Regions from separate parts of the Homo sapiens genome. Here region 2 is linked to region 1. Evidence: chromatin contacts called from ENCODE Hi-C or POLR2A ChIA-PET data. All regions are on one chromosome and are shown on one strand. Each heading gives the region's core, a stretch centred on a gene start or an enhancer-like site at or near the end of the contact. The rest is flanking DNA. Distances are from core to core; before and after follow the strand shown. Region 1 holds the start of DTNBP1 (dystrobrevin binding protein 1). Region 2 overlaps ATXN1 (ataxin 1).

The links. Hi-C counts contacts between places; a loop is a spot of excess contacts on that map. ChIA-PET counts read pairs that join two places held with the same protein, here RNA polymerase II (POLR2A). Pooled maps may share reads with other maps.
Region 2: a map of CD8-positive, alpha-beta T cell shows a loop between it and region 1 (5-fold over the local background). The contact joins the enhancer-like site here to the promoter of DTNBP1 in region 1. A Hi-C loop is called at or near these places in 1 of 168 maps with a recorded cell type or tissue (CD8-positive, alpha-beta T cell) and 6 of 50 pooled maps. POLR2A ChIA-PET finds 5 or more read pairs at or near these places in 1 of 52 experiments (PC-9).

Annotation. Positions count from the first base shown.
Region 1 is chr6:15,658,369-15,664,277 of GRCh38, reverse strand. DTNBP1 (dystrobrevin binding protein 1) reads left to right here and starts at 1,250. Exons shown (of 10, transcript NM_032122.5): 1 at 1,250-1,464. The coding sequence starts at 1,409. RefSeq lists a silencer at 1,254-1,763 and an enhancer at 1,994-2,043.
Region 2 is chr6:16,317,831-16,323,739 of GRCh38, reverse strand. All of the region lies in intron 7 of ATXN1 (ataxin 1), which reads left to right. Among named protein-coding and RNA genes, the nearest start is that of GMPR, 82 kb to the right of the region's middle. RefSeq lists enhancers at 1,000-1,059, 2,537-3,370, 3,283-3,402. Within about 2 kb of position 3,604, at least 32 of the 41 ENCODE cell types and tissues checked have a DNase peak (open chromatin) inside an H3K27ac peak, as active enhancers do; they include CD8-positive, alpha-beta T cell, where a contact is called at or near this core.

The DNA of each region.
Region 1 (5,909 bases), core at 1-2,500:
GGCTGCTGTGTCAAGGATGGATTATAGGGGTGTGTATGGCAAAAGAGTAGAATCTGGAAGAACTGTCTGTGTTCCCATTGAAAGAGGATGGTGCCTTCGACCAGGATAAATATAGTGAAGATATAGAAAGAGAAGGAGGTTCCAGAAATACTTCAGGAGTAGAGTTGATTGGATTTGATGGGTTAATATGGGGAATGAGGAAAAGAGGGGAACCAGAGGTGATTTCAAGTGTCTTACCTTGAGCAAATTGGTGGATGGTGGTGTCATTTACTGAAACGGAAAATACAGGATGAGCAGATTAAAGGTGAACATGCAATGAATGAAATTTTCAATTTTGTGTATGTTGGTCTGAGATGCCTTTTGGATACATGTTGTATACATGCTTACATGAGTAAGCAACTGGTATGAATTGACGGAGAGGGAGGAAGGACAGGGCAGAAGATAGAGCTGTGGGAGTCATCGGTTCCTTGACAGAATTTACAGCGTGGTAATGGATAGACTCTATGCTATCCATCTATGGAACAACACATCTGGAGAAGAGAGAAGAGCTGGGGAGGCTGGACTGTAGCCTTGGGAGTGGCTATTAAAATAGGAGAAGGGGTGGAGCGGAAGGGAGAGAGGAACTATGGAGTGCTTAGCAAGAGAAGAAAGTGTTTTAAGGATGGGGATGATAAACTGCATTGAAAGCCACTGAGAGGTGGAGAAAAAATCAGGGCAGAGAAGTAATAAAAGGCATCAGCAACATGGAAGTCACTGGTGACTCGCGAAAGGCGATCACCTTTGGTGTGTAGGGCACAAAAGCCTGGGGGGGTAAAGAGAGAGTGGAAAGTAAGAATGTCGAGACAGTCGACTATTATTGCCATTTTATGAATGAAGAAACCGAGGCTCAATATTTGACTGTCTCATTCAAGGTGAAAGCCAGTGGGGTCAGATCCTGGACCTAGAATCCATGCAATGATTTGTGCACATCGCCTATTGAAGAGAGAGATCCAATTCTCTTCCAAAACGTAAAAGCCAACACTTCCCTCAAAGGAGGCTTCGAGTTAAATCATCCTTTCACGATGCCGCTTCCATTTTAAAGAAAAAAAAAAAAAAACGAGAAGGCCTGGTGCGGGATAGGAATGAGCCGAGGAGCTACTGGCCCTCTCGGTCGGGGGAAGACCCGCCCCTTTTCCGCAGCCCGAGCCCGGCGCAGTCCACTGCGGCTGCGCGAGCCTGGCGCGCGCGGGGCGGGAACGCGGAAGGGGCTGGGGTTGCGGCGCGGCGGCGAGGACCAGACCGGGGGCGGGGCCGGTAGTGGGAGTGCGGGGCGCGCGGTGACAGCGCGGGGTTGGCGGCGTGGGACCCAGGGGGCGACAGAGGCAGCAGCAGCCCGAGGCCTGAGGAGAGGAGACCGGCGGCGGCGGCAATGCTGGAGACCCTTCGCGAGCGGCTGCTGAGCGTGCAGCAGGATTTCACCTCCGGGTGGGTATACGGTGGGCGACGAAAAGGGACCTGAGGGGGCCGGGCCGCCGCCTGGGATGCCCCTGCCTCGCTCCCTTCCCCGCGCCACGGTCCAGGGTCCGTCCTGTCCCGCACCTCCCCGCCCCGCCCCGCCGAGGAAAGTAACGAACTTCCCGGCGTCCTCGCGTCGGGCGGCGCAAAGTAACTTAGGTCCCTGCGGGCCGCCTGTGACGCGCACCCCCCAGGACCGGGAGGCGCTCGGCGGCGCAGCGGAGCGCCCGGGGGGGGTGTGGGACCCTGCGGTCCTTTCCCGGCAGCATCAGCTGGGCCCTGGAGGGAAGTCATGTGAGAAGCCAGCGCGCCTCACCGCTTCCGCCCCCGCGGCACAGTGGCCTGCGCCCCTCGGCCCAGCAGACACCTGCTCGTGCGCACCTGGAGCTGGGCCAGCCACCCTCCCCGAGTCGGATCGCACCGCGCAGCAGCCTGCACCCTCCGGCCACAGCCTTCCGCGCCGCGTCTCGGCTTTCACGCCCGGCTCGCCGGCCTAACCCTTGGCAAGGCTGGCCGCCCCTCCCCGTTGCGTCCTTTCTCTACCTTTGCCGTGAGCTCAGCGCCTCGGCGAAGGAACTCCTAAGCAGGAGAAGCGACAGAACTTTAGGAATGCTTTTAATACCCAGCGGTTCCCAAACTTTGCTTAGAATCACCTGGGAACCTTTCAGAGTTCTGATGCCCAGGTCTCACCCCCTACCTGTTGACCAGAGTGCCTGGAGACGGCGTTTTAAAGATCCCCAGGGGATTCCAGTGGGCACCAACGCCTGGGAACCACAGGCCGAGACTCTGGCGCCAGATTGCCTAGGCATCCTGGCTCGACCACTAAATCAAACGTAGTTACTCAGCTGCCTTGCCTCAATGTACTGTTTCCGCTACCGTAAAATGGGGATAATGATGGTACTTAAAAGGTTATTACAAGGATTAATGAATTAATGTGTAAAACACGAAGCAAGCATCATGTCAGTATTGTTACTTAGTGCTTAATTTTAATTTTTTCATTCCTTTAAAGTGAAAAAGATCTGTCTTTGAAAAGGATCTTTCAACTTTAGCTTACAAATCCTGTTGGAGGATGCACTGAATGTGAGAACATTTCCACTCATACTGTTTTAAATTTCTCCCCCCCACCCCCCTTTTTTTTGAGATGGAGTCTTGCTCTGTCACCCAGACTGGAGTGCAGTGGCGTGATCTCGGCTCACTGCAACCGCCGCCTCCCGGATTCAAGCGATTCTCCTGGCTCCACCTCCTGAGTAGCTGGGACTAGAGGCGCCCGGCTTATTTTTGTATTTTTTAGTAGAGACGGGTTTCACCATATTGGCCAGGCTGGTCTCGAACTCCTGACCTTGTGATCCTCCCGCCTTGGCCTCCCAAAGTGCTGGGATTACAGGCGTGTGCCACCGTTCCCGGCCCACCCTCCCCCCCTTTTTTTTAAAGTGACAAGTTCTCGCTCTGTTGCCCAGGCTGGAGCGCAGTGGCGCTATTATAGCTCGCTGCAGCCTCCAACTCCTGGGTACAAGAGATCCTCCCTCCTAGGCTTCCTGAAGTGGTGGGATTATGGGTATTAGTCACTGCGCCCAGCCTCGTTTTAAATTTCTAATGAGAAAGATGTTAGCCAAAATTTTATCTTAATGGACAAAAATGTTAATACTATTTGCACATTGGGCGTTGAATAACAAACTGTCAAACGCTTGAGCACTTACCATGCGTCAATCATTTTTGTTAGTTTGGTGTTTAGAAAGTTATGGACGCTCGGAGTCATTCACTGATGGGTGTGCTTGCGTGCTTGCATTTTGTTCTCCCTATTTAGTAAAAGTACCTTCTTTTCAGAGCGTAAATTATTGTATTGAAAACTTTTTGGTGTGATGCTGAAATGGCCCATTTGTAGCATGAGAGTGGCCATTATTCTCCTGTTAGTACTTCATGGAATTCCTTGATGGCACAAGAGCCCATCTTGTAGTTACTATAACTCTAGGTCACATGGTTGCCTCAGAAGCATTCATGCTCCTGACCTTTGTAAGAAGGCATTTTACCCCGGAATGTAGATTCTGGAGTGGGCTCTGGACTGCTGGGGCACAAACCATCCTGGGAGATCAGGGTAACCCTAAACGTTTAGAGTTAGTTAAGGAGAGACATGCCAAAGGGATCTAGTTAGAACCCCTTGGAAACTGACTTGACTTCTTAAAGATGCCGTAGTCTGGGGCCATTTTGGAGCTAGACATCCTGAGAGGGCTTCATTAGGTCTTTTGTTGGCTTTCTCCTGTACAGGTCACTTTCAGCTGACAAACCACTGGACTGTCAGTGTGTGCCATTAGCCTGTCACCTGGTGGAGAAACAACTCATCTCCAAGTGATGTCAGTCTCCCAGTAGACCCGGACCTCTAGTGCCTGATGTTCACTTTCTTCAGGTCCTCAATTTCCTACATTTAAGCTGTTCGGTTAAACTTTTCCATATTCAGCTTGAGATCAACCTCCTTTACATAACTGATTATTTTTGCCTTGAGGAGAAAAGATGACGCTAAACACAGCACACATGTGTTTATTATATGTTGGTAATGTGGAATTCAAAGATGAAAGAGACGTGAGCTGCATCACTAAAAAAGAAACATATTACATAAATGCAATGCTGATATCATAGATAATAAAATTAACACTAATTTTTTGATATTATCAATTATGCAGTCCATAATCAGATTTGTTTTGTGCTTAGAAATGACTTTTTACAGTTGGTTTGTTCAAATCCAGATCAGATAAGTTTCACACATTAAATCTGTTTAAAAACCAATTTTTAAAACAGACGACTGTTAAAGGGCCACATGGGGAAGCTTTATGGAATCTTCCAACAATTTTGTTGTCCCAGCTACTTGGGAGGCTGAGGCAGGAGGATCCCTTGAGCCCAGGAGTTCAAGACTGGGCAACACAAAGAAACCCCATCTTTTGGCTGGGTGCGGTGGCTCACACCTGTAATCCCAGCACTTTGGGAGCCCGAAGCAGGCGGATCATGAGGTCAGGAGTTCAAGACCAGCTTGGCCAACGTGGTGAAACCCCGTCTCCACTAAAAAATACAAAAATTAGCTGGCCATGGTGGCGTGCGTCTGTAATTCCAGCTACTTGGAAGGCTGAGGCAGAAGAATCTCTTGAATCCAGGAGGTGGAGGTTGCAGTGAGCCGAGATCACACCACTGCACTCCAGACTGGGTGACAGAGGGAGACTCCGTCTCAAAAAAAAAAAAAAAGAAAGAAACCCCATCTCTTAAAAAAGAAAGAAAAAATGAAAAAACATGGCCCTGGCCACCCAGAGCTATCACATTGGACCTGGCGTTTCTGTAGAACACTTGGTGGCAGAGCAATTGTGTGGAAGCCAGAGCAGCTGCCTTCTAAAATAATTGGAAACACCGGGTGTGCAGGCTGCCCCAGGGATGGAATGGAAGGCCTCAGGCATTTCTGGGCTCCTTCAGTGCAGCCAGTGCAGCTCCCGCTGTCGCCCAGAGCAGCATCCTCTCTTCGGAGCTTCTGTGATCATTTTCACTTTCTGAAAACTCATATGAAGGCCCTAACTCTAGATAAATTTACTTTTTTTCATTTTTAGTAAAATAGAACGATTCCTTATCAGTCTCAGAATGTCACTTTGGTGATGAAACCATGTCCAATAAGAATAAATTTCTACATTCCATTCAAACTTTGAAAAAGTGCAGCTTAAGACCATTGTTCTTTAAGGGCAGTGTAGAGATTACTGGTGGTTTGGGGGGAGCTCTAGGTTGTCCATGGACTTATGGCCTTTTTTGTAAATTTTTATGCGTAGTAACAATTATGTCAACCTTGAGAAAAACTAGTGATTACATCACATTCTTCCTGCCTTAATTGGGTGGTGGGCCAGCCTTAGGCCACAGACTGAAGAGGATTGGTTCTGAGCTTCACTCAAAGATCTTTTCCCCTCACCTAAAGTGAGTTGTAATTTGATTTAACTGAGTCAGAATTCTTGGAGCCTTTTGGAGAGTTCACATAAAATATCCATTTTTACAGAGATTGGCTTGAGCTCTGGGGAAGACTTTTGGACATACCAAAGTACATACTTCGAAGCCACTCTGGTCTTTGACTTTTACCTTTTGAGCTGTTACGACCAAAGGCCTCAGGATTGAGGTATTTAGGCATGCAAACCCTTCAGGGAACTGAAAATCAGATTTACTGACGGGTTTACAGCTGCCTGTCACAGGCTGGTGTTTCCTATTTGTGATGCACTGGGTTCCTGTGGTTGGGGATAAAAAAACCTGCTATTGTTGCAGCTAGAGGGTGTTTCCCCCTCAAAGCCCTCACTGCCCCTGCCGCCCACCTGCACCCCTGCCCAGTGTCCTCATTCTGTCTTCTTCCGTCCTTGTAGTATCTACCAAAACCTACACAAAGGGGGTTGGAGCCAGTCATCTAA
Region 2 (5,909 bases), core at 2,355-4,854, 660 kb before region 1:
TGGTACTTAGAATCCTTAACACATTTTTGTGAACAGAGGCAGGTGTGAAAAGAGGTTTTGTTTAGAAATGCGACTGGTTCCTTGCCGGCCAGCATCAACTTCAGCTTGAGAATGAAGGCAGCCACTTCAGCTGTGGGCCACACTTCCCAGGCCTGGCAGCCTCTGCAGAAACCAGACTCTTCTATTTTTTTTTTTTTTTTTTTTTTTTTTTTTTGGAGACAGAGTCTTGCTCTGTCACCCAGGCTGGAGTGCAGAGTGCAGTGGGGTGATCTTGGCTCACTGCAACATCTGCCTCTTGGTTCAAGTGATTCTTCTGCCTCAGCCTCCCAAGTAGCCGAGACTACAGGCACACGCCATCACCCCCTGCTAATTTTTGTATTTTTAGTAGAGACAGGGTTTCACCATGTTGGCCAGGCTGGTCTCGAACTCCTGACCTCAGGTGATTCACCCGCCTCAGCCTCCTAAAGCTGGGATTGTAGGCGTGAGCCACTGCGCCCAGCCCCTTACAGCCCTCTTCTGTTCTTGGGGAGGAAGATCTAGGTGTGTTTTTCCCTACTCCAAACTTTGCAAAATTAATGATTAAATGAAAGAGAAATTGGCTTCCCTGTGAAGTCAGAGCCCTGTTCTCATGTTTTTTCCCATAGTGAGATCACTAAATCTCTCTACTGACAGCCAGGGTGCAGACGAGCAGGTAGAAGTGTTGTCAGGGCCTGTTGGCAGGTCTGTGAGGTTGGCCCCCGCGTGGCTATGCTGCATGCCGGGAAGGGCTTCCTCAAAGAAAGGCAAGTGTGCTGAGACCTGCTGAAAAGGCAGCTAGGGCTTCACGCTGTAGAAACAAAAGTGCAAGGCCTGACGCAACCAATGATTTGTCACTTTACCGAGGAGCCTATCAGAAATCGGCTGACATCATCACAGCTAAAATACTCCACCAGCTGTGTTTGCCACAAGTGACAGGTTCAGAGTCAGTGGAGACTCAGACAGAGAGCATGAGAGGGGGAGATGGGAGGGAGAGAGAGAACTCATATCTGGACTTAATTGAGGTTCCAAAGGCTACATCCTTCTCCCCTCTGCAGTGCCTTCCTGAGGGGTTTTCTCCCCTAGCCTGAAGAATCTTCCTGGTCTTCTCAACTGGTTAGGCACTGCTGACACTGCACCCACAGAGAAATTCAGAAATGTGCAAATTGTTGAGCTTAATAAGCAAAATCACAAATTTGATTGGGGAAGTTGTGGAAGAAGAGATGGTTTTCTCCAAAACAGATGGCATTGTGACTCTAGGCAGAAATCCTGCATGAACAGACTCTTGAGGATGCCTGAACTCATAAGACCCCCCCAACATCACACCCCCAGGGAAAGCAGTGTGATATAGTATGGTGGTGACAGACCCAGGGGTGCGGATTTGGGTCTCTGGCAGGACAAGTTACTTCACCTCTCTGAGCTGCAGCACTCTCCTCTCTAAACCAGGCAAATGAGTTTTGTTTTTCTGTGGGTTTTTGTGTTCGTTTGTTTGCTTGTTTTGAGACAGGGTCTTGCCCTGTCACCCAGGCTGAAGTGCAGTGATGGGATCATTGGCTCACTGCAGCCTCAACCTCCTGGACTCAATTGATCCTCCCACCTCAGCCTCCCCAGTAGCTGGGACTATGGGTGTGTACCACTACACCCAGCTAATTTTCTGTGTTTTTTTGTAGAGACAGGGTTTTGCTATCTTGCCCGTGCTGGTCTGGAACTCCTGGGCTCAAGCGATCCACCCACCTCGGTCTCCCAAAATGCTGGGATTATAGGCGTGAGCCACGGCGCCCGGCCACGTATGATTCTTCATAGGAGATAATCTCTTGAGAGGGTTCCGTTTTTTAATGCTTCACTTTTATACTTTCCAGAACAGCACAGCCCTTGTAAAAATTTATTAGCGTCGGTTAACAAAAAACCAAGAAGAGCATTAAGATGAACATGTACTGACCTCATGCTAAGCGGCACACAGACCTCATGGGAACTAAAGCCATGGCATATAAAACTGAGGGGTGTTTAGTTTGGGGATGATTTTTAAGGGGCTGAATTCCTCATTAAGACTGTGGAAAGATGCCCCCAGCATTGTCCCAGCTGACGCTCCAGACGAGGCAATGTAGGAGAAAAATGCTTTTCCGTGTTTGTCACTATCCCTGTGGCATTGCCCTGCCCAGTACAGCTTTTCTCCACTCGAGCAAAGCGTCTATGCATCCCCCAGGCCCCCACCTAGGTGCTGTGGGAGGAAAGGGGAATGCCAGGTGTTGTCCATTGTTACTGCGTGCACCAAAGGAAGCCTCCTTCCTCTTCAGTGGAGGGTGATAGCACGTTCCCCACCCTGGAAGAGAGTTGCTGCTTTGCCATGCCTTGATTCTGGTTGAGAGTCCCAAAGGATGACAGAATCACTTCCCTTGGGCCTCACTGCCAAATATAATCCACTTAATATCCTCCAAGTTTGAGGCCATAAGTCTGTGGCGCATCCAGATGCGACCCCCGAGGCGATAGCATCAACGTGGGAGCCAATGCAACTCAAAAGAAGGATGGGGCTTCGCACCTCCTCCTTGGGTAGGAAGTAGGTTAGCTGCTTGGAAAATGCAGGAACTGGCACTGAAGAGATCTGAGTCTGAACATATCCCTCACCCGTCAGTAGCACTGGGACCTTGTGCAATGTTAGTTTTCCCTTCCCTGCTTCAACTTAGATGGCTCGGGCCCTGAGAAAGTGATTCACAGCTGAAAAATAAATCAAAGGCCTCGTGTTCTAAAAAGAGTTTATGGAAGGAGAGGCAGCTGATGAAAGTCTAGAAAGAAGGCTGAACTTTTCCAATGAGCACAATAAGCCATTTTTACCCTGCCTGTAATCCTCGGGGTGGAATCCCGCGAGTGGCCGAGGCGAGCACCCTTCCCGCCGTTCCTGTTTCTAAGGCTAAATGATGTCATGCCAGCCTGCGTGAGCATATCAATCTGTATTTCTGAGTATGAACTGGATTTGAGGGGTGCATTGGTGCTCCAGCCCTCCAGATCAGTAAGACAACCAATGCAGAAACAAGGGCTCCCAGGCTCCTCTTCTGCAAGAGGCTGTTAGTGACGTGCCCGCTGGGACAGCCCTGCCCAGGATGGCCCCAGCTGGGGAGCCTTTGGCTTCCATCTGGCGGCGTTCTATATTATCCCATCCTTCTGTCTCACCCTTCCTAGGTTCAGCTTCTCTGAAGAGTACACAGCATTTGCTCAGTGGAGTTGTAAAATGTATTGGTAAAGTGCTCTGGGTTGACACGTTCCTTTGCTTCTTTCCTAAATGCCAGGCTCTGTGTTATTAGGGCCGTCTGTCGCTTCCCAGCGCCTCCCGAGGTGACTGCTTCCCTGACTCGGTGGCTGCTTAATATTCAGTGCCATTTCCTCCTCCCGACTGTCCTGGCGTGGGTGTGAGTGTGCCTGTGTGTGTGCTCGTACAGCAGTTGTTATCATGATGTACTTACTGGCTGTCTACCGATGGCTTTCCTTTCATTCTACTATTTTTTGGTTGACTTCTGTGAGCTGTGAGTCATCGGTGGTAACATTATGCATTGAATGGATTAGCTGGTACCTAAAAATAGCCGAGGCCCTCATGCAGGCGGCACATGAGCCTGTAGAGTCAGTCCCTTTGCAGCCAAGGCAGACCCACTTGCCAACATTGAACATGCCGAGCTTGGTGGCGATGAATCCTAATGTATCAAAAAATAGATAGTTGGTGACTGCCCTGTGTGCAGAGCCCAGCCCTGGATTTGTGCCGCAGTTGTTGGTAATACACACTTCCTGTCTGTTCTGGTGCTGGAAAGGCTCCAACAGAGAAACTATGTCAAACCACATTTTTGTTTGTGGGTCTTTGTACCTCTCTAAAAAAAAAAAAAAAGGAGAAAAATGCTCTCCTTTAAACTGTATGTGCTATATGTGCCCCCAACTGGGTCATCTTATATGTTTTGATTCTCTCAGACTGTTGTTGTTTATAGCATTTAGAAAAAAATTAAAGACTATTGTTTAAAGCAGTTTTAGGTGTACAGCAAGTAGAGAGAGGTCTCACACACCTAACAGTTTTCCCTGTTATTAAAATCTTGCATTGGTGTGATAGATTGGTTACAACTGATGAGCCAGTACCGATACCTTATTTTTAACTAAAGTCCATAGTTTATACTACAGTTCACTCTGTGTTGTACATGCTGTTTTTGATGAATTTATGATGTCATGTATCCAGCATTACATTATTATACAGAACAGCTGTACCACCCTAAAAATCCCTTATGCATCAACTATTTGTCCCCCACACCCCACCTGAAACTCCTGGCACCCACTGATCATTTTACTCTCTCCATAGTTTTGCCTGTTCCAGAATGCCATGCAGTTGGAATCATCCGGTATGTCGCCTTTTCACATTGGCGTCTCTCACTTAGCGATATGCATTTCAGGTTCTTCCATGTCTTCTTGTTGCTCTGATAGCTCATTTCTTTTTAGCACTGAATATTATGTTGTTCTTTAAGGCACATTTTTTTTTTTTGAGATAGGGTCTTGCTCTGTTGCCCAGGCTGGAGTGCAGTGACACCATAATAGCTCACTGCAGCTTTGACCTCCTAGGCTCAAGCAATCCTCCCACTTCAGCCTCCCTAGGAACAGGGACCACAAGTACACACCACCACGCCCAGCTAATTTTTCTATTTTTTTGTAGAGACGGGGTCTTGCCATGTTGCCCAGGCTGCTCTTGAACTCCTGAGCTCATGTGATCCTCCCGCCTCAGGCCCCCAAAGTGCTGGGATTACAGGGATGAGCCACCCTTCCCTGCCTAAGGCACACATTTTAAGGCCCCAGAAAAGGAAGGCAAGTGAGCTAGAACCTGTGTGCCTAAGGGCTTCCGTGTCACAGCTGCTGTGGTCACTCACTGGGCAGTGTCCTTCCTGGCCATCCCTGAGCCTCCCCACAGGGCCTTCCCACAAGGGAGCTCTGTGAGCCACGCTACCATGTGTAAGAAAAACCCAGCTTTTAATGTGGGATTTGTGTTAGGAGGCGTCCCGGTGCTAGGGTGTGGGTTTACTGAACAACCCTGAAACACTTCCACCAAGGACTGAGTCAGGCTTTGCGTGAACATGATTCAGTGTTTTAAATAGAACACTCACAGAGATTCTTACACTCAGCCAAAGCGTTTTGACTGTTTTTATTAATGATTTTTAAACATTGCAGTAAATGGGTCTCTCGCTTACCCCCTTCATCTTTGAGACGGGGTTTTCTGATTTTTTTCATGCTGAGAACGTAACCATGCAGACTTAGCCTTCCAGGAAAGCAGACCGGCCTTTCTCTACAGGTAAAACAAGACTGAGAATTTCACTTGCAGACAAAGTTAAGAATGCCCAATTTAATAATTTCGCCAAAAAACAAGACATACTTACTGAAACCTAGCTTATGAGAGAATTCATTGCTCCCAGCAACAGGCGAAATTTGTATGTCTGGGATAGTGTCATGAAAAAATGTTTTGTAAAACAGATGCCCTTCGCAATTTGTGAAAACAGGGACTCTTGTGAAGGAAATGGGAGACATATTTAAACAACAGACGTTTTGTTTTCTTTCTATCTTGTTTTTGGTGATATGTACATATGTGTGTATATAGACATAGCACCAATCTAAGATTGAAATATACAATCAAACAGCATAAATATGCGTGTATGTGCATAGTGTTTAGATATAGTAGTTATTGACTAAGTGGTGAAAGGAATTTTATTGAATTTTCATACAGAGGAGCTAAAATTTTTCTTAAAAGCCAGTCATTAGTCAGATTAGGAAGGTGACATTTAAAAAATAATTATGAGCCCAGAAGTGAGTCGGTGTTGTCTCCCTGTCTAGGTTCGTCCATCCAAAATGGGAGTTGGAGGTGACAGTTCTAGAGGAGTCGATTT